Regions from separate parts of the Homo sapiens genome. Here regions 1, 3, 4 and 5 are each linked to region 2. Evidence: chromatin loops called from intact Hi-C (ENCODE). Cell type or tissue: natural killer cell. All regions are shown on one strand. Region 1 overlaps LINC01934 (long intergenic non-protein coding RNA 1934). Region 2 holds the start of MIR4437 (microRNA 4437). Region 3 overlaps LINC01934 (long intergenic non-protein coding RNA 1934). Region 4 holds the start of LINC01934 (long intergenic non-protein coding RNA 1934). Region 5 overlaps LINC01934 (long intergenic non-protein coding RNA 1934).

Region 1 (5,000 bases), 160 kb after region 2:
TGCTGATCTCACCAAACTTATGTGCAATTATCTGGTTCTTCTAGATCTACACTTCCTGAGTCATTCATTTTGTGACTATGCTGGTATTTGGAAACAAGGTAAAAGAATTGTTAATTTGTGAGCTCTTGTATAAACGATAAATATGATTGAGAAACCATGTAACAGTAGTGTAAAGCTTCACAAATCCACCATACATAAGATGCTGTGGCTGCACTACAGCAATGGTAGGTAGTAAGAGATGACAACTTGCTAGCAGCCCTCGCTTGCTCTCCATGCCTCCTCGGCCTGGGTGTCCACTCTGGCCACACTGGAGGAGCCCTTTAGCCCACCACTGCGCTGTGGGGGCCCCTCTCTGGGGCTGGCCAAGGCCGGAGCCGGCTCCCTCTGCTCGTAGGGAGGTGTGGAGGAAGAGGCGCCCGTGGCAGCCGGGGCTGCGCAAGGCGCTCGCAGGCAGGTGCGGGTTTGGGGTGGGCGCGGGCTCCGCAGCCCCTGCACTCAGCTCGGCCTGCGGGCGCCTGCTGCGCTTGATCGTGGGAGGAGCTCCCTCTGGGCTGCCAGAGTGCCCTGGCTATGTACCCCAAAGTCCCGTGGGTAGTGCCATTGAGAGATGAAGCCGGCTGGGCTTTTGGGTCAGGTGGGGGCTTGGAGAACTTTTCTGTCTAGCTAAAGGATTGTAAATGCACCAATCAACACTCTGCGTCTAGCTAAAGGTTTGTAAACGCACCAGTCAGCGCTCTGTGTCTAACTAATCGGGTAGGGGACTTGGAGAACTTTTGTGTCTAGCTAAAGGATTGTAAATGCACCAATCAGCGCTCTGTCAAAACGGACCAATCAGCACTCTGTAAAACGGACCAATCAGCTCTCTGTAAAGTGGACCAATCAGTAGGATGTGGGTGGGGCCAGATAAGGGAATAAAAGCAGGCCACCCAAACCCTCTCCGGCAACCTGCTTGGGTCTTCTTCCACTTTGTGGAAGCTTTGTTCTTTTGCTTTTCATAATAACTCTTGCTGTTGCTCACTTTTTAGGTTTGTGCTGCTTTTATGAGCTGTAACACTCACTGTGAAAGTCTGCAGCTTTACTACTGAAGCCAGCAAGACCACGAACCCACAGGGAGGGACAGACAACTGGGAATGGGAAGAAGGAACAACTCTGGGTGCTTTGTGAACTGTCACTGTCACACTCACGGCGAAAGTTTGCAGCTTCACTCCTGAGGCCAGTGAGACAACAAACCCCACCGGAGGGAACAAACAACTCCAGATGCGCCACCTTTAGGAGCTGTAACACTCACCGCAAAGGTCTGCAGCTTCACTCCTGAAGCCAGTGAGACTATGAGCCCAACAAAAGGAAGAAACTCCGGACACATCTGAACATCTGAAGGAACAAACGCTGGACACACCATCTTTAGGAACTGTAACACTCACCACAAGGGTCTATGGCTTCATTTTTGAAGTCAGCGAGACCAAGAACCCACCAATTTCGAACACAGTAGGGCTGGAATTGCGAGCTATACTTTCTGTCACTTAGCAGCGAAGAGCCTGTCCTAAGACTAGTAAGTAGCAGGACTAGGACTCCCTCCCAGGTCTCTGAGCTCATGTTCACTGCTATTATCTGTCACGTGTTCAGCGTCAGGGTTTTTTCTCTTTTCCCAAGTAGCAAAGGCTTTTCACAATTGTGTTGCAAAGACCACACCAGAAACAAGACATACAATACTTGATAACATTTTCTGCTTCACCGATGGAGGACTACAACAACATGTGAGGTTTTCTGGCCTTTAATTTCTTTGAAAAGGTCAAAACTGTTAAAAAGGAACTACTTACTGTATTTTGCTAAAAAACATAAACATTGCAACATTTCAGCTTTCAACTTAGAACATAGGAACATTGCCTCCTGCGATTTTGATTTTAGATAACCAACTGCAAATTCTGATACAACTCCTGGCTGACCTTATCAGTTTATATCTAGGGATGTTCTAATTAAAAATAAAATTGAATTCATTTCTTTATCATACTTTTATACAACCATAGATTTCCCAACTTCCTACCACAGTAGGAGGCACTGTGGCAACGTATCAATATAAACACAGTATGGAAAATTCTAAACCAAACCTGATGGGAAATGCACATGATACTATTATTTGGGCTATGAAAAAAAAAAAAACAACCTTGAGGAAGTCTTTTCTGATTTTATTTTCACTGCACTTTGCTATATGCTGGTAGAGTTTCAGTACATGTGAGCGCTGAGGCCCTCAAAGTAAAAATATGGAGGTCTTGAGGTCAGACCAGCTACCCTGCTGTCATTCATTTCCTGTGCTAAGGTTACACTGAAGATAGTTTTAAAGCTTTGATGTAAACAGAGCAAGATTAAAAAGAAAACTTGAAGAAAACAAACTTTCAGGAAAATAAAGGCCATAATTATTACATTAAAAACTCTGCCCTTTGTGCCTTAATATGACATATCACAAAAATGCCATTTTAATTGTTTTACCATATATTTAAATGTTTTGTATTTGTTGTTATTCCCAGCAGCTAACAATAAGAAAATAGCAACATTAAGGTCAGTTTATTGTTTACTAGAAATCATGATTCTAATGAGCTCTGAAGAAAATGTTAATCATAATTCTTTTGCAGTCTTGTAAAATAAATACTAATGCTTATGTATAAAGTATATATGAAGAAAATATGTATATGTGTGTGTATCTTGAATGGTGATTCTCTTTTTAAAATGATTTCATTTTTCTCTTTTCCATAGGAAAAACTGTTTAATCAATTTTACTAAAATTTCACAGCAGAACTCAAAACACATTGCAACAAAATATTTCAGCATATGCTGAGTAGTGCTCAGACCCTTTATATGCAGATATGTATTCCAGAAGAAGATGGCTCTATAAGTTTCATGCATTTAAAGGGCTTTGTCATAGAAAAGCCTTCGTGCTGGACCAAAGTCAGAGAATCTATAGGCTAGCCCTAACTTAGCCGTCTACTGTATGCTTGAGAGCTCTAACACTCACCTTCATATTATTAAAATGGATATAATTATGAAGTATTCAGAAGAATTAAATCCACTATATAAGTAAAAGCACTTAATAAACTGTAGAATAATAACACAAATGTAACATTCATATTATTAATACTACCTGGACTTTAATGCCAAGGTCAGTATTAAGATTCCAGTATATAGATGGAAATAACTCAAAAAAATCTTAAGTTAATTGTAAGAATAAGATAGGTTATCATTTTAATTTTTCTTTCATTATATTTTTGGAATTATAATGAAGATGATATTTTGAGGAGAGCAAAAAGTCTGCACTTATTCTTAAAGATAAGTGTTCCTCTCATACTTCTACTTATGACAAAACAAATTGTTCATTTCCTACTCCCACTTCCTAGACAAAACTCAAAAATGTTAATTTTTTAAAGAAGGCAGTGCAGCAACTCGATTTTAGAATCCTGTGAATCCTCAAATCCACCAATTACCTCTGTGACCACGAGTAAGTTACCTAACCTGTTTCAGTTTCTTCTTCTATGAAATGTAGATGACAATACTACGAACATCTCAGAAGACTGCTGAGAATATAAATGAGTTACACAGGTTTAGAACTTAGCATGTCTAACACAGAGTAATAACTCAATAAATGTTGTTACAGTATGACTACATATTTCCTCACATTGGCATTTTGGACATGCTGATCAACTCCCAATCTCTATTTGTGAAGACCAAAAAGGTTAGCATCCATCCCAGATTCGTCTTCTTTCATGTGTCAAGACACTTTCCATGTAGAGTCCATTCAGATGAAATTACAGCAATCCCCTCTTTCAAGTTCAATTTGTTTGCCAAAATCATCTGATCCAAGAAAACTCTAATACAATTAGGTAGCTTAATGGCCATAATTTCTAGTCTTAAATAATCACAGTAGACTTAGTAAAGATTTATTTCAAATTCTTGCCATATGATTTCATTTTTTTTCATTTATCTGAAGAAAAAAAGGTGTTTATAGAGCTGCTACCACATTGCAGGCATTATTTTAGGTGGTGGGATACAAAGTTAAGCAAAATCAAACAAACAAAAACTGAAAAACATAATCCCTGCCTTTGTGTAATAAGAAAGATAAATATTAAAGTAATTACACAAAATAAATGTAAATTTTCATCTATATTAAGTGATATAAAGGAGAAAAAGCCAGTGCTATGGGAATATAATTCTGTGGGAAAAAAACAAATTATGTTGGAGAGGGAAAGCTTCTCTGTGGAAGTGATAACTTAGTTAGTATTTGAAGAAACCATGAAACTAACAGAGTGAAAGCTACGAACAATCATGTTTAAAGTACAAGGAGCTACGTGTGGGTAACAGGGAGCATGGGGCTTTCAGGGCATGAAAAAGGGAAAGTGAGACTGGAGCTCAGAAAAGGGAAAGCATGGAGTGAATGAGATGAGGCTGGAAAAGGAAGCCAAGCCTTGTAAGCCATATTGAAGAGTTTGTCTTCTTTTCCTAAGGACAAAGGAACACCATTAAAGAATTTTAAGCATAGGTATATAGAAGAGAAGAAGGGGTTAATATAATCAAATATGAATTGTTCATGCAAACAACAATTTAGAGGGCGTCAGAGTACCTATGGAGAAACAAGCTGGGAGGTTGTTGCTGGAATTCAAGAAAGAGAAAGTGGAGGATTAGACTGAGCTAGAAATTTTGCTAGTGATGGAGGAAGAGCTTGGTTTTCTGCAAAATATACATTCTTCTCTTTCATTGCCCAGGCACATTTTTTATATAAAGACATTTCCCTTTTAAAACATCTAAAGAGTCAAAGCAAGGGGTAATCGTGGGTAAAAGGATCCCATATGCATTTGAAGTCATGAGGGAACAGTTAAAATGCCAGTTTCTAAATAATCAGTATTATTTTCCTCCAGGTAAAAGACCTTGTTTAGTATTAATATAAAACAACACTGAAAATGAACCAAAGGGAACAATTTTCATTGAAACACATTTTTATTTTGAAAATGTCATAG
Region 2 (5,000 bases):
CCTTGACTGAACATTAGAATCACCTCTGTAGCTTTTATACCACATAAATGCCACATAAATGCCTGGGCTTCACCTCAGACCAATTAAATAAGATTTTCTTATGGTGGGATCTGGGCACTCACTATTGTAATGTGCAACCAGAGTTGAGAATGACAGGCTTAAATTTATATATTCCTTAAATATCAGCCTGAGCCCTGCATTGTGAACTACATCAACCCTTTGGCTCTTATCCCCAGAACACCTACCTTACAGTGCCTTAAATTGCTGTTATCATTTATAATTATTTCAGATATTTTCACTCAATCATTTCAAATACTTCATCATTTATTAAGAACCTGTTATGTGCAAAAGATAATCCCCATATCTGTTATATATGTGGTCTTCTCTCTTCAACTAATTGAAACCACTCTGAGAGCTTGGGTTACATCTTATATTTCTTCTTCAATCAAAATAGACCTAATGCATTTATAAGCTCATATTAGATCTCAATAATACTTTTCGGTGAAGATCTCTAGGTTTATATTTTATTCTTTTAGTTACCCAGATTTCTTCAGCAAATATTTACTGAACTGCTATTATGTGGAAGATACTCTGATAGATTTAATACAGAATTTAGGCCAGGCATGGTGGATCATGCCTGTAATCCCAGCATTTTGGGAGGCTGAGGCGGGCAGATCACCTGAGGTCAGGAGTTTGAGATCAGCCTGGCCAACATGGTGAAACCCCGTCTCCACTAAAAATACAAAAATTAGCTGGGCGTAGTGGCACACACCTGTAGTCTCAGCTACTCAGGAGGCTAAGGCAGGAGAATTACTTGAGAATCACAGAAGGCAGAGGTTGACGTGAGCTGAGATCATACCACTGCACTCCAGCCTGAGTAACAATATGAGACTCTGTCTCAAAAAAGGAATATATATATATATTCGTTTTAAGAAATAATCTTCACTTTTGGCTACAAATATATTTATTTGTTTTTTAAATGGCTTTCTGTTTTTATGTTTTGAAGTGATGTTTACTTGTTTCTATATTGGATAATGTGTCAGAATAACATTTATTAAATACCTCTTTTATGTCATTCTTCTGAGTTCTTTGCATCTGTAAATTTATTCTATAGTTCAACCAAATGAGATAGTATCTTCAAAGAGAGTACCTTCTCAGAGGAGAAATGACTTTGCCCAAGTTTACCTGGACAGTAAGGGGCAGAGCTGGGACTCCAGCCCAGACCACTTTACCCCTCTGCTACAGTGCTGCCAGAGACAGTTTTCAAGCAGACAGACGATTTTCCAATTCCGGGAACATATTCATGATTTCCTTAGACTTTTCTATATAGAAAGAATTCTAAATTATACATAAAAATGCCATTAATGGTACTAGAAGTGGCTTTCACTCAAATGTCATTAATATCACAAAATATTTTACAGAGTAAGTTCTAAGAAATCTTAATAGCCAATAAGAAAAGCCTAAATGTTTTAAAGTTTTTTCAGTTTAGGTTATTAAAGAATATTTTGAATCTCTACTCTGCCCCCAGATGAGGTTTACATTTTTAAGTAGCTAAAACAAACTTCTCCCTTCTAACTTTACATTTCATGATTTGTTCAAAGAGGAAAAAAGCAAAGGTTTCAGTTACTAAGTAAACAGTCTATAAATGTACATCCTGTCTAAAAAAGCAGAGAATATGAAACCAAAGGATCCTCAAGATTGAAGAAAGGGCAGAAGATTTACAACTATTTTACAAATACTTTTCTTCTTCTAGACATTTTTCTTTTACCTTTCTTATATAATTTTTATTCCTCTCACTTTGCCCATTTTCATAATTCACTACCTTTTCTATTTTTTCTTCTCTGACTCATTTATGAATGTCTTTCGTAGCCGTGAACAAAATTCTTCTTAAAATGTGTCTCTATTAAAGACATTACAAAAGAATTTAAAGTAATAAACTTTATTTTCTCCTCCTAATTTATCTTCTTTACCCACCCTACTCTGACCATCTCCTTTGTTTCACAATACATCCTTTATTTTACAATAAAATATCTGTCTCTCAGTCTCCACATATGTGAAATCACAAAGCATCTCCCTACTATAAATGCCAACTCCTAATTAGGAGCACTTAACTTATTAAAAGTTATTAGCCAGGTACTTTTCCCTTGGAAAGATGTTAATAGTGTCTTCATGTATATTTAGTTCACAAATATTTATTAGACATTTAATATGTGATTTTCTAGATACTGTTAGGTTCTAAAAATCAAGTTGTCTTGAATTTCCCAAGTTGTCTTTTTAGTACTATGCACTGTTAACTATAATAAGATTAATAAGGCTTTTGCAACATTAGCTTAATAATATTTTTGCAGGGTGAAATTGTATTTGTATTTTATTTGGCCAGGGAAGTAATAAACTTTCTACCATTTGGTGGTAATTTGGAACAGCCTTGCTCACAGCTGTCAAGAGATTGAGAAAAAGAATAATAAATCCATAATTTATCATCTTTTAACTGGCAGGTTCACCTCACATGCAGGCATTAACATTGTTCACTATTAATACTCACATTGCCAACTGAACACAAACTACAAAATGAGGAAATGTCAAAACTTGCACTTTCCTTATAGGGTCTATTTTATCAACATAATCCAACTGTTTTAACTATGCTCTTGAAGATAAGAAAGCACACCACATTACAGATATACATGAGTACATACACTCATGGATTGCTACAACAGCCTCTAACTGTCACTATAGCTTCCCAAACCACAAACAGTGCCTCTGCTATGCACAGAGAGCAACTGAAGTATTTTAAGCAATTCTCTCATACAATGGTTTCTATTCTGTTGACAGCTACTCTGAGTCTCCGCCTTCGACTGAGGGTCAAGGGCACTGTGAGCTGTAACCTTTGATGCCTCTCACCTGCTGATTCCTGTGTAATCCCTCCCAGCCATTCATAAGAGGACTCGGAGGTGCAGGCAACTGTACTTTGTGCATTGGGTCCACAAGGAGGGGATGACCCTTGTGGGCTCAGGGTACAAAGGTTCACATTTCACACTTGGGCTTTAATCTGCATTATAATTGTTGAATAAGGAAGTATTTAAGCACACTAGTACTTAGTTTTAACCATTGCACTTGCCAAAGTAAGTTATGCATAGTATTTAGCATAATTTCTACGCCTCCGACCAAAAGAGTAAATAGGTCTCTCTTTAAAAAATACTCCTCCTCTTTTAAAGTGCGTCATTGATGCTGATGATTAATTGAAATGTGGAAATGATCAAGATTTTAAAAAGTTTGTGGTATTGTGATGGGCAAAGCACATTATTTTTAGGCCAGAATAACCCCAGTTTGGACTCCTCTTAGGGCCTGGGTAGGCTTGGGTAATTTGTCTAATGCCTCTGAGATTTCATTTCTTTGCCAATAAAATAAAAAGAAGCAATATTCACCACATATACTGAGCATGGGCTTAAGTAAAGTAAAATGCCTGGCATGTGCTGGACCCTCAGTAAATATTAGCTCCTACCCACAGTGTGGGGGAAAAAAATTAAGTGAACATGTTTTGTTGATTTTAGAACAACTTTTCTATTAATCTTGAGGGAAGTTACCAAATTTCAATTATAATATAAGGAAATAAAATTTCTGAGACAATTTTTAAGGCTCTTCATTTTCTGAAATAATACGTATGGTGATCTTAGGGTGTTGAACAGTAATTCAAGAGGGAAGAATAATTTAAATCCGAACAACTGCTTATGTTCTATTATTCAAGATTCAGTGATAAAACTAAAAAAGAGTTAGATAGTATAGTTACTTTTAAAACTCTGTTTTCTCCTGTAGCATAATGAGACTTCATTTATGACTAGGAAAGTCTAATGTGTTTTCCTTGAGCTTGTGAAGAAGTATCTACAGTTCATCCTCACTACCCAAAGAGAAACTAGATTTTTTTTACTTAAGCTCTAGAAGATGAGAAAAACATCCCGTAGTAATAAAGAGCCGTCCCAGTCCCTTGCTGAAGAGGCAAGTTCAAACTCCAATCTGTGAAGATCTGCATTTAGTTATACTCCCAAATTTACATTGTTCATAGGGCAATTGAGAGGCATTGCAGAGGTTTCAAAGAATTACAAAAGTCATACTTATCACCAAAACCAAAACCCAGTCTGTAACCAAGGCTAACCTAATACTAAGGTAGCTGTGGTCAGTCAAAAATAAAGAAAGGGTCATTTCTATGTTACATAAAGAGAAGGGCTGCCTTTTGATGCTAACTTCCCTTTATTGCCCGCTGTCATAGTATTCAGCAGATAGGGCCCCAGGAGGAGGCAGGTAAGGCATGACCCCAGCTCCAAAATATCACACAGAGGGACAGCTGAAAGGGAGACTCCAGGGCCCTAGATGACCTGCCACTAAGCTACCAAGACTTGGGGCGGGGCTAATCTTTTCCATGGCTTTGACCTCTAATTAATAAATAAAACCTGCTCAGATATGGCTGAATATTCTTTTCAAACAGTAACATAGACTCTGGCGTCATTTTGAATCCTATTCTGCCACTTTGTGGTCTGACCTTGAATATAAGCTACTTAACTTCCTCATTTGCAAACTGGGCATCCCACTAGTAGACCCTGAATAGAGTTGTCAGTATGATTATCTGAATTAATATTTGTAAATTATTTAGAATTCTGCCTGGTCAGCAGGAGGTACTTTCACAGAGTTTTAAAAATAAAAGTAGTACATCCCCCCACATATATCGCCAAGATATTCAAAAAATTATCTCTGATTTTTGCTGAAATCTTAATTTAATTAGGCAATAAGTCAGATAACCCAGTTTTTAAATATAAATTTAAATAAATATATCAATATAATATTGATATATTACTTTTATTATTTTAATAAAATCATTAAATATCTAAATGTATATTAGTATATATTTAAAATATGTAAATACACAAATATATAAATCACTTTTACTATACAATGCTTATCTATTTTATTTAATATGCTGATGTATAGGGTTCTACTTTTAAGTATAGTAA
Region 3 (5,000 bases), 140 kb after region 2:
GAACAGTTTGGAGGGCTCAGAAGAAGATAGGAAAATGTGGGAAAGTTTGTGTCTTCCTAGAGACTTGAAGGGCTCAGAAAATAGGAAGATGTGGGAAAGTTTGGAATTTCCTAGACCCTTGTTGAATGGCTTTGACCAAAATGCTGATAGTGATGTGGACAATTATGTCCAGACTGAGGTGGTCTCAGATGGAGATGAGGAACTTGTTGGGAACTGGAGTAAAGATAACTCTAGATATGCAAAGAGACTGGCAGCATTTTGCCCCTGCACTAGAGATCTGTAGAACTCTGAACTTGAGAGAGATAATTTAGGGCATCTGGCAAAAGAAATTTCTAAGCAGCAAAGGATTCAAGATGTGATTTGGGTGCTGTTGAAAGCATTCAGTGTTATATATTCAAATATATGGTTTGGAATTGGAACTTACATTTAAAAACAAAGCAGAGCATAAAAGTTTGAAAAATTTGTAGGCTGACAATGCAATAGAAAAGAAAAACCCATTTTCTGAGGAGAAATTCAAGCCAGCTACAGAAATTTGCATAAGTAAGGAGAACCCAAATGTTAATTGCCAAGACAATGAGGAAAATGTCTCCAGGACATGTCAGAGGTCTTCACAGTACCTCCTCCTATCACAGGCCCACAGGCCTAGGAAGAAAAATGGTTTCATGGGCAGGGCCCAGGGCCCCCCTGCTGTGTGCAGCCTAGGGACATGGTGCCCTTGTCCCAGCCATTCCAGCTGTGGCTAAAAGGGGCCAAGGTACCGCTGGGCCCATGGCTTTAGAAGGTGCAAGACTGAAGCCTTGGCAGCTTCCAAGTGGTGTTGAGCCTGCAGGTGCACAGAAGTCAAGAATTGAGGTTTGGGAACCTCTGCCTAGATTTCAGAGGATGCATGGAAATGTCCGGATGTCCAGGCAGAGGTGTGATACAGGGACAGAGCCCTCATGGAGAACCTCTGCTAGGGTAGTGGAGAAGGGAAATTTGGGGTTAGAGCCCCCACACAGAGTCCTCACTGGGGCACTGCCTAGTGAAGCTGTGAGAAGAGGGCTACCATCCTCCAGACCTCAGAATGGCAGATCCACTGACAGCTTGCACTGTGTGCCTGGAAAAGCCATAGTCACTCCTTGCCAGCCTGTGAAAGAAGCGGAGCTAGAGGGGGAGTTGTACCCTGTACAGCCACAGGGACAGAGCTGAATAAGTCCTTGGGTGCCTACCTCTTGCATCAGTGTGACCTGGATATGAGACATGGAGTCAAAGAATATCATTTTGGAACTTTAAGTTGTAATGACTGCCCTGTTGGATTTCGGACTTGCATGGGGCCTGTAGCTCCTTTGTTTTGGCCAATTTCTCCAATTTGGAATGAGTATATTCACCCAAAGTGTGTACACCCATTGTATCAGGGAAGTAACTAACTTGCTTTTGATTCTACAGGCTCATAGGCAGAAGGGACTAGCCTTGTCTCAGATGAGACTTTGGACTGTGGACTTTTGAGTTAATGCTGAAATGTGTTAAGACTTTAGGGGACTGTCGAGAAGACACAGTTGTGTTTTGAAATGTGAGGATGTGAGATTTGGGAGGGGCCAGAGGCAAAATCATATGGTTTGGCTTTGTCCCCACCCAAATCTCATCTTGAATTGTAGCTCCCATAATTCCTATATGTCATGGGAGAGACCCAGTGGGAGGTAATTGGATCATAGAGGTGGGTCTTTCCCATGCTGTTCTCATGATAGTGAATAAGTCTCATGAGATCTGATGGCTTTATAAAGGAGAGTTCCCTACATACTCTCTCTTGCCTGCTGCCATGTGAGACATGAATTTGCTCCTCCTTTGCATTCCACCATGATTGTGAGGCCTCCCCAGTCACGTGGAGCTGTGAATCAATTAAACATCTTTCTGTTATAAATTACCCAGTCTTGGTTATGTCTTTATTAGTAGTGTGAGAACATACTAATACATGTGGGGAGTTGGAGGTGGAACGGGGTAAAGAAAGTGAGACAACTCTTCCTCTTCTTCCTCCTCCTTCTCCTCTCCTCTCCCTCCTCCACCACCACATTCTACTTTCTTTTCTTCACAGTTCAAAGGACTTCTGTCCTCAGCAGTTGGGGAAAGCCAAGATACATCTTCTATAGACTATTCTCTACAATTAGCCACAGGCAGTTTGCTACTAACTGTCCCTAAAGACAGATATCTGGCGGTCTCCACTGTAAACTAAATACATTCATGTTTTTAACACAACACAAAATCATGGATATGATCTTAGTAGTTAGGAAACCCCCCTTAAGTTTGTATTAGGACACGTACGTACCCAATACTGAACCATAAACATAAGACCAACTCAGCATCAAGCTTGCCCAGACCGAAGCTGCCTAAGAAAGGGATGACAGACCTAGGGCTGAGAAATGAAACTAACTTCATCACGGTTCCAGAGGATGTGGGTAGAAATCAAAATTAGACCCTCTAAAAAGGGTATGAAGAGGTGAACTCATGCTTGGCCCATTTTAACATCCAAAAACTTTGGGATCCAAAGTAGTAGGCAGCAACAGGAGCTGCTGGCAGTGGCCATCCTGTAGATAGCCAGGTGGTAGCATCCTTTTGAAATATTTTCTTCCTTTATTAAATGATTTTACTCCCACATTCTACAAATATATGTATCTTCAATTCTACATTCCCTATATTTGGGAATTGGAACATAGGTATCTGAGGGTACAATAATAGTTTCTAATTATTTTTCCTCCTGAGAAATTCTTGGTATCTTCCTCTTTTTGCTTTCCCTATGCCCAAACCCTCTCAATTCTTAAACACTCTTCACCAATCTAAGGTTATTTTGACAGACTTGCATGCTGTAACAAGATGTTTCCTCCTCTTGTCAAACCCATGTGTTTTTCATCCTGAGCAATGGCATTTTAAAAAATTATGTTCTTCAACATTATTTGTAAGGTCAGTGTTTCACTTCCCTATTCTTCTTTCTATGCCAGAATTCACAAATGCAGAAAGAGTTTTGTTGTTGTTTTTTAAATTCCACCTGTAAATCCAACCTTTTCAGTTTCTACCTTAGAATTAAAATTTATAAGAAATACATTCTAAATCATTTTCTCAGTGGTATCATTTCTTCTCAGTATATTCACAAAAGCATGAAGAAGTTGATGGGTTGTAAGAATCTTGGTACACCTCGTGACTTACCATGGAAACTATCCAGAACAGGTGGTCTCCAAATATCACCAGGATTTTTTCTCCAGAGCTGACATCAAAAATCACTATTATTCCATAGAATGTGAAAACCTTCTGTTTCATTAAAAGACCACAGTTTATATTTTGTGAGAAGAACCTTATCAAACTCCACAAGCACAGTTTCTTCAAATTTTTCTCTGTGGCATAATATCTACCTTCACTTGCCAAGATTTTAACTCTAATTTGTTTTCATCTGTCTCCTCAAGGTAGTTTATAATTTATTTATAAGGTATTTATAGTTTATTTTGTTTCTGTGTTATGTATGCTAGCATTTTGTCTAGGAGCTCTTCATTCTTCTAAATAAACTGAAGCCAAACCAGACGTTCCTCAAGAGGTTTCTTAAAGTTTTGTTGTGTTTTCCTCTACCATGTAGTAGTAATATTTTTTGCACACCTTTAGTGTATTTGAAAGCACTCTATATTTTTAAGCCTACCTTCTCTCTCAAAAGACTATATATTCTCCCTAGAATACACTATTTATTTTCAAATACACCCATCCACTATCACCACCACTGCACCTAATACATTCATGACATCAACTAGTGATCCAACAAGTGTTTGTTGAATTATAAAATGGAAAAAAAACATTCTTTTGGTGGCCATAATTACAAGTGAATTATAATTCTTGTAGTAGAACACCAGTGAAAATTATTGAATGATTTGGGGTGGTGGGTGGTTCTTTGAACTCTGAATGTTCACTTCTTGGGTACAAAGGTTACTAATTTTCTGAGTATTAGAAATTAACACTGATGTGCATCACCCAATGAGGCCAAACTCCTTCAGAAACCACAATAGTGTTGTAACAAAATCTACCTTTTCCTGCCTTTATCTGTATTTCCTATTGCTCCTTGCTTTTGGTATATCAGATTCCTAGAAACACTATTTTAAAGACTTATTAGGCTACTTTCCAATCTCTTGATCCTTCCTGTTAGAAATTTTTCATTTTTAATTGAAGATGTTAGATTCCAAAGAATAAAATGCATTTATGTCTTATATTTATATATCTTTACTTTTACCCAATCACAGTGAAACAGAAAATAAAACTAGAAATCCTTGTGTAATATTTTGGCAACTTGCTCTTGGTTTTCTTTTTTTTTTTTTTAGATAGGGTCTCACTCTGTCACCCAGGCTGGAGTGCGATGGTGTGATTATGGCTCACTGCAGTCTTGACTTCCCAGACTGAAGTGATCCTTCCACCTCAGCCTCCTGAGAGGCTGGGACTACAGGTATGCACCACCAAGCCTGACTAATTTTTTTTTTGCATTTTTTTTTTGTAGAGTTGGGGTTTCACACTATTGCTCAGGCTGATTGTTAACTCCTGGGCTCAAGGGATCCACCCACCTCAGCCCTCCACAGTGCTGGCTGGTATTAGAGGTGTAAGCTGCCACACCTGGCCCAGTTTTCAAGTATTTTTAAAACCCCTTTTACAATTGTATAACAACAACAGGAAAAAAAAAAAAAACAACAGATTCTGAAATAGATCAGAGAAACAGAGAGTAAATTCTAATAATTAGAATTAGAGATCAAATTCCAAGGAATTTACAACTCAGCAAATACTAATTATCACCAACATACTGTTCATTGAAACTACTCTTTGGTCTATTAATCTTTATAAAAATTATTCATCTTGAAACCTCCAGGACCTAGCGTTGGGTCTAGTATCTAATAAGTAAGTTTAGTGAATCTATAGACAATATTGGATCACGTACCAAGGAGAGTTAATGATAGAAATAGAGAACATTGATTTATTCTTAAGAAATTTCAGTTTAACAAAGCTGC
Region 4 (5,000 bases), 180 kb after region 2:
GAATTCCGAAGGAGAGTAATTAAGGGAGGCCAAGACAGCAACCATGGGTCAGAGTTTGACACTAAGTCACAGTGTGGGTGGCAAGGGGAGAAAGATATGACTGAAGTTGCTCTGAAGTGTATTTAGCAAAAGCAAGTGAAGCTGTATCCCAAATTGGCAATCATTTTACATATTTCAGCCAACTTTGAGCCCTCTAGTCTCCGTTTCCATACCCTGTTCAACAAAATCACACTGCACAATTTCCCTACAAAGCTAATGCTTATGACCTGGTGAATATCCTACTATATGAATCATTCTTATGTGATGATAGATAGATTAAATAGATGGATAGATACATATATATGTAGATCACTGCTCAGGGTCCTATTATACAAACTTTTCTGCACCTCCACTTCTTCCTTAATAATAAACTTTGAAACTCCCTGGATGACATTGATCTAATTCTATTCTTCTTGATGACTTCATCATATTATTGATATGCCACAATTTATCTAACCATTCTCTTACCAAAGGATATTCTATTTGCTTTATCTTTTCGTTCATTTGCTACCACAAATTATTCATGCAACAAGTCTTAATACACTCTATGCGCCTGTTCAACTCCAGGAATAGAGCAATGAACAAAACAAAGTTCCCACTTTCCTAAAGAATCCATTCTAGTGGAGGGGACAGGCACTAATTTAATATGTAACATAATGTTATATTTTTATGAAGCTAAACAAGGGGATACAAAGTTACAGGAAATTTCTTATTACTTTAAATGGGGTAGCCAGGGAAGAGCTCTCTGAGGAGGTATTTGATCAGAAACCTGAATGACTTGAGGGAGTAAGCCATGAGGCCTGTTAAGAGAGGAGCAATCCAGTCAGAAGGAACAGCAAGCAGCAAGCACCCGAGTTCTGAGGGAGAGATACTCAGCGAGACTGGGAACACTTGTGAATGCCACTACAGTAAATGCAGAGTGACAGAAGGGCAGGAAAAGGGACCAGACATATATCTTGCCCAAGGTCCAGGTGATGCAGTGCCTGGTAGGCTATAGAAGGAACTTCAGCAAATGCCACAATAAATATCCACATATATTGCTAGATTCATCTCCAAAAAGGCTATCAGAACTCACATTTCTATGAGCAGTCTACAAACATAGGCAGCCAGGTTCCAAAGTCTATGCAGCAGCTGTTTGTCAGCCGTTTCAGTTTGCTTTTAAAAAACATTTATCTATAACTTGAAAAAGTATTAGGAGAGTGAAATATCTGTATATAAAAGCTACACAAATGCAAATATTCTTGTTAGTTTATCACATCTGTCAAACCCAGAAAGCTCTGTATATTAGACCCATCAGTGGGAAACCAGACAGTTTCACAGTGAAAAAAAATCTCCATCTGAGAAAAATAAAATAAAATTCTGGTATAATCTCTGGTCCAGTTACCTCTGGAGAAATAGTTGACAGGACTAGAACTGGGGACTACAAATTGGCAGTGGCCACACACAGCTATAGGACAGAATAAGTTGCTAAGAGGCCTAACATGTATCATCATGAGATAGAATTTTCTAGGTTGGAAGGAAATGGTCTTTTTAATATGCCAAAATGTTGACTTTCAACTATAATCATAATAAAGCAATTTATATCAATAAAAATACATAAAATGGGTAAAAATAAAAGCTAAAGGAACTTGTTTTAGTTATTATTGTCCAATCTTTTCTTAAAACCTCTGGTTTCATCTTCTTCCACTGACATCTTACATTCTGTGAAGGAGGAAGTAGGGGGGATGGAAACGGCTTTAAAGAAGCACAAAAGGCCTGAAGGTCAATAGGGAGGCAAATACTCAAAGAATGAGAACCGCAGATATCTAATAAAGTCTATGTTGCCTTTTCATGCAAAAGGCATAAGGAATGCTTAATCATCTAATATTTACAATGTAGGAAAAAGCTATTTCACGTTGAAATTTGTAGCATTTTTGGGTGATTATGAAACCCTCATTTAAAATAGCCATGTATCCTCTATTTAGCAAACCAAGACTACAAGAAATCTTAGACATGATATTAATACCCCAAAGTTTAAAACTCCAGATGTGAAGAAAAGCCAGAGAATGCCTGCTGTGTAATAAGGCCTATATCTCTTTGGAATCATGGATTTAATTAAGTTTCAATTTGCATCTTGGGCAAAAAGATAGACTGTTAGAATGAAACAAAAAGAAAGAGGGAAAAAGCCTTCTAAAAAACAAAGTGTCAATAAAATTTTAGTTATATTCTCTAGCCATCATTTGGCTTTTAAAATTCTGATAACATTCCCTCAAAAAACAAAGCATTTCCTTTTGTCTAGACAACATAACCTGCTTCTGTCTCAGATAGGCCACTTGGGAACCCAGGATCTGACTCATTTCCCTCACACCATATATGATTCCATATAAAACAGGGCTATATGTCCCTTCCACAGCCCAAATAGGGATCCCCAAAAGGCGGTGCTTCCTATCATTCTTGGGCCAATGTTTTCACCAAGTTCTGTTTGAAAATGTATTTGTTCCTGTTTTCTTTGCACTTACCTTGTGAGGTCTCATCTCCATGACATCTGACAGTGGCTTTGGGTGTTGCCTAAAGAGAAAGCAGCAAGCAACAGTTACAGAGGTGGTTTCCTGTGGAGCAGGCAACTTAACACAGCTAAGTTCAGGTCATTCTCTGAATACTAAAACTGAGAAGTCAACGATAGTGTAATATCAGATAGCTAAATGTTTTCACTATACCCACACATGTAGTAAAGAATTTAGGCTGCTGAATTTTCTTTAACTACAGGGTTCTGCTTTTCAAAAAAAATGTTTTCAACTTACAAAGACTTTTATAACAGACTGCCTTTTTGAGAAAGGAAAGCCTTCTTTCTTTATATTATCCAGGAACCATTATACGCATCCCATAGAATGTATTGCTGATACTTCTTAGAAGTATCTTCAGAAAAGGGTCTTATCTTATATTTATTATCTTATATTTATTTATATATTTATTATATTATATTATATGTTATATATAAATATATTATATATTTATATAATTATATATTATATATTTATATATAAATAAATATATTATATTATATATTATATAAATATTTATATTTATATATAATGTATATAATATTATTATATATTATATATATTTATTATATATATAATTAATATATAATAAAATTATATATTATATATATTTATTATATATATAATTAATATATAATAAAATTATATATTATATATAAATATATTATATATTTATATAATTATAAATTATATATTATATATAAATAAATATATTATATTATATATTATATATAAATAAATATTTGTATTTATTTATATATAATATATAAAATATTTATATATTATAAATAAATATAAGATATAAAATACCAGTAAAATGTGTTCCTAGGAGTTGAATATATGCATGCATATGGCATTTGCTTGTTTGTTCATTGATTCATTTATTCATTCAATGAATTTACTGAACATATATTGAGTTTCTCTTTTTTGTGCCCTGAGGATATAACCACAAATAAGACATAATCTCTGTCCTCAATAAGTTCATAAAATCTTATGATTTTATGGGAAATCACAAGATGGGAAAAGAAAACTGGACAAATAATTATGAATATTATGTGAGAATTACAACAATAGGAATTTATATAGAATACATTGGGCCTCAAGTGGGGAAACGGGCATTCTAATTAGCGTAAAAGAGCTGATCAAAGGAGTTGATTCTTGAACTGTGGTAAAGAATATTGTGTGGTCATTTTTCATGCAAGGAAGTGCATTCCCAGCTGGGAGTCTAGCATATTCAAAGATCCAGAGGCACAAAACAATATAGCACTTTCTGGTAACTGTAGCTAGTTCTATATTGATAGAGTGTAGAGGACTCTAAAAAGGAATAAGACTGAGATATTAGCAAAATGATTTTTAACATCAGGAGGCATTTCTTTCAGAGAACAAAAATAAATAACAAGTATATCCATGAAATACTTCTTGAGAAATATTTTGGTTAAAGATTGAACACTTTGAAGAACAATTAAGTATGAAGCACTTCAATACTTTGGCTCATGTCTGAAAAATACATAGATATTGCATATTTTCACAATGGCAAATATTCAGACTAAGTGCTAACACATGAAGCTGAACTAGATTATAAAATACTAATCTCTTTTGAGGAAACTATATTTTTATGTATCAGAATGGCTTAGAGCCAATAGAAAATTACAGCCTGTATAATAGTGTCTGGCACAGAGTAGGCTCTCAACAAATAGGTGTTGATGGAAATACCACATTGAGGCAGCTTTTGGCAAACAAAGAAATGCTTTGGGCACCAACCCAGGCTCTCCAGCTTAAAACTGTTACTGCTCCTTCTGCAATTAGAGACTTTTTCCCTTGTGATTCATAGAGTTGCATTCATTATATCTCTTTTTGGTCTCTGCTCCTAACTAACCTTCCTCCTAGCTCACACCTACCTAGAGATACCTGAAAATGTTTTCTCTAGGTATGTCTGGGCAGGTTCGAAGGATATAGCTATTATATCATTGGCCTTGGACATACAAACCAAAGAGGCACAGTTGCAGTTGCCAATATTGGTGGCAATTCAAAATGCTCAAATAAAAGGGGAAAAGCAAGAGATCCATGGACAACCACAATAAGAGAAGCAGAGCATCTCCCCCTTATTCTACCTTCTACCATTTGGGTGCATCCAGTTGGGGTAGAGGAGCTATGACAGGGAAAGAGAGAAAAGGGTAACTAAAGAACAGGTATGCTTAGCAGAAGGGGATCTAAGGTACCAATACAAAGTCTTGGGTCAGACCCAAATACCATTTCCAAATGCAAAATGCCCCTCAAGACTCACTGATTTCTCTACCTAGTGCATCACTTCCCAGTATATCACCAACCACTCCAGCTTCCTTCTGGTCCTCTGAAAAGGTTTCTCCTTTTTGTTCTGCAGCTGCTTCACTACTCTATTTTCATCAAAATTGAATCCAAGCA
Region 5 (5,000 bases), 88 kb before region 2:
AAGAGGAAACTGAGACAACAAAGATTAAGTAATTTTCTCAAGATCACATGACCAGTAGCTGGAGGAGTTGGAAATTAGATACAGATCCAGCGACCTCAGAGCCTGGGTTATTGCTTGCCCCATGGAGTCTTTTTGGGTCACTTTTGGCAAATCCAAAAGTGATCATCTAGAACTTCTCTGGACTCCTTCTCATGCAAATCTTCCTGATACCTGACACAGTGTGGCACAATGTGCATCAGATGGATAAGCAAAGGAATTGTTACGCTTCTCAAAGCCTATCCTGACTCAGGGTAGGTCAGGCAAGAAAAACAATTTATCTGTCATGTGTAGACACTATTTCAAGTGGCCCATAAATGGCTCTAGGACATTGAAAGAGGGATCTAAATGAAAAAAAACATTACTCTTTGTGTGACAAAAAAGATAAGAAATATTCAATGGTGGAATCACACTGAAGAATCTCTATCCCCCAAGATCCAATTAAAGTCCCACCTCCTCAACAAAGCCTTTCCTGTTAGACTATGTCATTGTTTTCTTCTCTAGTTTCAAATTATATTTATGGTCTGTTAGTGTTCATTTGTAACGTTTTGTCATACATAAGCTTGTTTAACTTTTTCAAGTGTTTATGAATTGTCTGCTGAAAAAACCAAGCTTCTTGAGGAACGTACTCTGTCTTATCTTCCTCTTTATCATCCTAGTATTTGCTTAGTGGTTGGTTTATTGAAAACCACCCAAAGGAAGTTTGAATTGAACTGAAATTATAAAATAATACGAGTAGTAAATGATTATGAAAAGCTTTGTAGGGACCGTCATGGTAGAGTTCATGAGCTATACTGTTTCCCTTTATGAGTACAACTGAAGAAGAACCAAAGTTGGAGCCTGTATCAGTCAAGGTCAGGGCAGGAAACATAAGGCTTTCTCACAGAAGTGATGGGAGACATTTTAATGAAGAGAACATTTACGGAGGGTGGCAGGATTGTGGAAACCAGCAAAGAATGGTGAAGCAGCTCAGGGTAGCAACTGTGAAAAGCTTTTACCCCCTCAAGACCTGCAGGGGTGAAGGTATGGCAATGTTACAGCCAGACGACAGTTAGGTAGCAGGAAATGGACCAACTAACAGAGCTAAGATTGTTCAATGTACTCAATATCAAAACTTGCCAGCAGTGGTAGTAGGGTTAGAGACACACATCTATCTGTTTGTCTCTCTGTCTGTGTGTCTCTCTCCACTTCTGCTCTCTGATATCTACCTGGTCCCTGTCATTGAATGAAACCAACTGGAAGTAAAAGTGCAAGGAAGATCAGATGGTGCAGTCTATATAAGTCCTCCTGCTGGGTATAGAGCAATGTGGTGATGCAATTACATAATTTGTTCCACATACAGCTAAGGTTTTTTACATAATTTGTTCCACATACAGCTAAGGTTTTTCTGAAAATCACCTTATATTATTTTATTGATTTTACATTTTATTAAGTTGCTATATTTTAAACCATCAGTCTAACAATAGTAAAAATTAGAAGTTAATCTTATTTTAATATATGATTATTAATATTTGCATTTACTTCTTAGAAATCACAACTACATATTTAGATTTTAAAAAATATATGGGAAAATACATAAAATATTCTCAAGAAAAAAATGCTGTTTATGAGACATGTAGAAGTGTAATAGTACACTCATGGGCAGACTTAATAGCATTGTTAACACCCCCAAACTAGCAGGAAACCACAATAACTTTGAGAAAGAGGCTGAAGACACATACCCCCTGCTATAAATAAAAAAATAAATTTTTGAAATGCTCCACAGGATCAATGGTCCTTAACTTTTTTTTTTTTTTTTTTTTTAGCACTCCTTGTTCACATGCTAAACCAGGTACCGATTTTGACATCATAGATGCAGTGCAGATGTAACCACACTGTGCCTCCCCAAAAGCCAAATTTCCCACTTTAATTTTTTTTTTGTTTTTTTTTTTTGAGACAGAGCCTCGCTCTGTTGCCCAGGCTGGAGTGCAGTGGCGTGATCTCGGCTCGCTGCAAGCTCTGCCGCCCAGGTTCACGCCATTCTCCTACCTCAGCCGCCCTAGTAGCTGGGACTGCAGGCGTCCGCCACAATACCTGGCTAATTTTTTTGTATTTTTAGTAGAGACGGGGTTTCATCCTGTTAGCCAGGATGGTCTCGATCTCCTGACCTCGTGATCCGCCTGCCTCGGCCTCCCAAAGTGCTGGGATTACAGGTGTGAGCCACCGTGCCCAGCCCCATTTTAATTTTCTATTACAAGAATTTAACCATTTTTACTCTCATGTAAAGATTGGCTACAATGATGTTAACTTTCACTTTCATTTTGGTATCTGATTAGCTGGTATAGTGCCCTTTATTTGAATAAAGAAGACTGGAGGAGGAGGAGACTTGGGAAAAATATTCAAGGGCTCAGTTTTGACCAGTTGAAACAGAGACATGTTCAACCTTCCAGTGGGTAATAGAGTTTAAGGCTCACAGGAGAGATGTGGCCTGGAGATATAAATAGGAAGTTGTTGCTATGGACATGAGCCTGAATGAGATCATCAGGGAGGAAGTAGGTTGGGCACTGATTATTGAAAAGCTCTTCATGAATTACAAACCACGTTCAGAGGGGGGCTTTTAAGATATTAAAATGTACTTTTATACTGTAATGATTTAAAAAAGTGATAGTGAATTACGGGAGAGATCCATGATAAAGCATCCAGAAAGAGACTCAAGTATATATATGAATCAATATATAATTTTAATATTTCTAACTGGTAGAGGAGGTATAAGCTTATTCAACAGATAATGTCTGTTTTCTTTGGATACTACTATTTTTAAAACTAGTTGTTATTTTGATTACTTCAACAAATGAAGCTGAACAGTTAAAAGCCTGAAAAATGTTAGATCTTATATTTAATTTATATAGAATTTATTTTGATATAATTTATAAAGAACAAAGTTAGCATACAAGTAAAAATTATTTTTATAATCCTGGGATGAGGAACACATCATAAGCATGGTATATAATATAGGAACCATATTAAAAAGTTTATAAACAATAAATAATGCAATAAAACAAAGTGAAAATAAAATGGCACACCAGGGGAAATATTTTCAACAAAACTGAGAAACTGTTGTTTCCTTAGTGTAATATTTGAAGATGTTTTATAAACTGTTATTAAGCAGGTGAATACCCACAGGAGCATACTGATTATGTCAAATAATTTTTTTAATCATGAAAAAATATAAGTGGCAAATAACTTGTGAAACAATGTTTGGTATATTTAATTATAAAAAGAAACAACAGTGAAATACAATTTTTCCTATCATTAGACAGGGAAAGATATAAATCAAATCTTATACTATTACTGAAGTTCACTTTGGTGATATAAATTAAAAGCCCTTATACTGGCTTGAGCAGATATTGTTTTGCGAAGATGGTAGCAATATATAACCCATGCCACATGTTTTTCTTACAACGTGACATCAACACTCCTCCATTGAGAGATGGGATCCATGTCCCCTCCCTTTGAACCTAGGTGACCTTTATAACTGCTTCTACTCATAGAATGTAGCAGAAGTCTAAGTAATAAAACGCAATATAGCTTCATCTACTGTGCACATACATAGCCCCTCTCTCTCTGTCTATTTGCTCTTGATGCCCAGCCATCTTGTGAAGAAGTTTGGCCTCCAACTGATGGCTAGGATTAAACTCTAGACATACGAGAGTGACCCTTCAGATAATTCTAGCCCCTTGACTTCTAGTCCTCTCGTTGCAATCCAGATATCACGAAACAGTGTTCCTGCTGAAAAATTGCAAAATGGTGTTTTGTTCTTCCACTCTTCCTACATTCCCCTTCCTATTACTGAACAAATTAGCAAATGCCCTTCTTGTTCTTAAGGGATGAATATAGACATAGGAATAGTAATTTACTTGAATGAATGTGCATAGACACATACTATCCTGAAAATGAATGAGTCATATTATTACACATTGAAAAGGTCATGGATAATATTATTATGCCTGTTTTTACACATGGGGAAAAGCATCCTAGAAAGTCTAAATGGATTACCCAGTAACCATCGGAAATTATCTGAGAACAAAACTAGATATACCCCAAAATTTATGATCTTTGCACTGTGCAGAGTAGCATCGGGAAACATTTCAAATTTCTATTGCACTATACTAGGTACTAGGTAAAGAGGATTGTATAGTCATATTTCCCTAGACATTTTAGTCTTTGTAAATTAATACTCATTTACTTATGAAGGGCAAAAAATTTGATATGAAGATAACACTGAATTTCACAAGTAGATTATTAGTGAAATGATATGATAAATAAATGAAGCTAAAAGGATTTACTTTAAATCTGAATGTTTTATTTATGTACCAAGATAATTCATTTATTTAGATAACTATATATTTTTAATACACTGTACTTATTTTCAACAGTCTAAAGTATAACCAGAAGGGGTTTATATTTTACACCTTAATTGTGTAGGACCTGTCCAAGGTATAATTGCGAATTCAGTAAAACTTATTTTCAGAACTCACTCATATTACCTGGCCTTCAAATTTCATTACCTGGACACATGGACATGTGTCTCTTTTCCTTATAGAAAGGTTAATTCTGGCCACAAAGCTATGTTACTTAAAGTAAATTGCCTAGCAATTCTATCTCATTGGCCCAGAAGTAATTAACATTTTTGACAATCACAATTTTAAATGAGCTACCCTGTCTTACAGTGATTGACTGATTTTTCATCTTGTTGTTTCAGAATGCTGCATAAAAATAAGTTACTAAGACTTTTTATAAACATTTTGGTACAATTTGCAAAATATCTTAAACCTTTAATTTAGGTTACGTAGAAATGGGCCATTGATTAGGCAAATGTCTAAGAAACTATCAGCTGTAGCACACATTCTATGAAGGGAAGAATACTGAAGGTCAGAGAATATCATTACCTGAGAGTCAAAACCTAAAAAGCAATAGAGCCAGAA

The links. A loop is a pair of places that touch in the nucleus more often than their neighbours do. Peaks named below come from ENCODE experiments on the same cell type or tissue, not always from the same donor. Only the 100,000 strongest peaks of a DNase experiment are listed, where the experiment ranks them.
Region 1: a loop joins it to region 2, with 2.2 times the contacts of the local background. A loop is called at or near these places in 5 of 110 quality-filtered maps.
Region 3: a loop joins it to region 2, with 2.6 times the contacts of the local background. A loop is called at or near these places in 4 of 110 quality-filtered maps.
Region 4: it touches region 2 in a loop (3-fold over the local background); 9 of 110 quality-filtered maps call a loop at or near these places.
Region 5: it touches region 2 in a loop (4-fold over the local background); 7 of 110 quality-filtered maps call a loop at or near these places.

What each region holds. Positions count from the first base shown.
Region 1 is chr2:181,141,257-181,146,256 of GRCh38, reverse strand. All of the region lies in intron 1 of LINC01934 (long intergenic non-protein coding RNA 1934), which reads right to left. Among named protein-coding and RNA genes, the nearest start is that of LINC01934, 20 kb to the right of the region's middle. In natural killer cell, no CTCF peak of the experiment used is centred here; DNase peaks (open chromatin) are centred at 2,276, 3,576 and 4,356; H3K27ac peaks cover 4,379 bases.
Region 2 is chr2:181,303,615-181,308,614 of GRCh38, reverse strand. All of the region lies in intron 3 of LINC01934 (long intergenic non-protein coding RNA 1934), which reads right to left. MIR4437 (microRNA 4437) reads left to right here and starts at 2,963; the gene lies at 2,963-3,022. RefSeq lists an enhancer at 4,345-4,424. In natural killer cell, no CTCF peak of the experiment used is centred here; DNase peaks (open chromatin) are centred at 844, 1,674, 2,834, 4,514 and 3 weaker places; H3K4me3 peaks cover 661 bases; H3K27ac peaks cover 4,641 bases.
Region 3 is chr2:181,162,797-181,167,796 of GRCh38, reverse strand. The region is part of intron 1 of LINC01934 (long intergenic non-protein coding RNA 1934); the gene reads right to left. Among named protein-coding and RNA genes, the nearest start is that of LINC01934, 41 kb to the right of the region's middle. In natural killer cell, no CTCF peak of the experiment used is centred here; DNase peaks (open chromatin) are centred at 2,366 and 4,516; H3K27ac peaks cover 3,798 bases.
Region 4 is chr2:181,121,518-181,126,517 of GRCh38, reverse strand. LINC01934 (long intergenic non-protein coding RNA 1934) reads right to left here and starts at 2,681. Exons shown (of 5, transcript NR_130784.1): 1 at 2,538-2,681. RefSeq lists an enhancer at 2,315-2,414. In natural killer cell, no CTCF peak of the experiment used is centred here; DNase peaks (open chromatin) are centred at 993, 1,495, 1,767 and 2,577; H3K4me3 peaks cover 473 bases; H3K27ac peaks cover 3,259 bases.
Region 5 is chr2:181,391,115-181,396,114 of GRCh38, reverse strand. The region is part of intron 4 of LINC01934 (long intergenic non-protein coding RNA 1934); the gene reads right to left. Among named protein-coding and RNA genes, the nearest start is that of ITGA4, 64 kb to the left of the region's middle. In natural killer cell, no CTCF peak of the experiment used is centred here; DNase peaks (open chromatin) are centred at 1,134, 1,824 and 2,524; H3K4me3 peaks cover 1,171 bases; H3K27ac peaks cover 2,393 bases.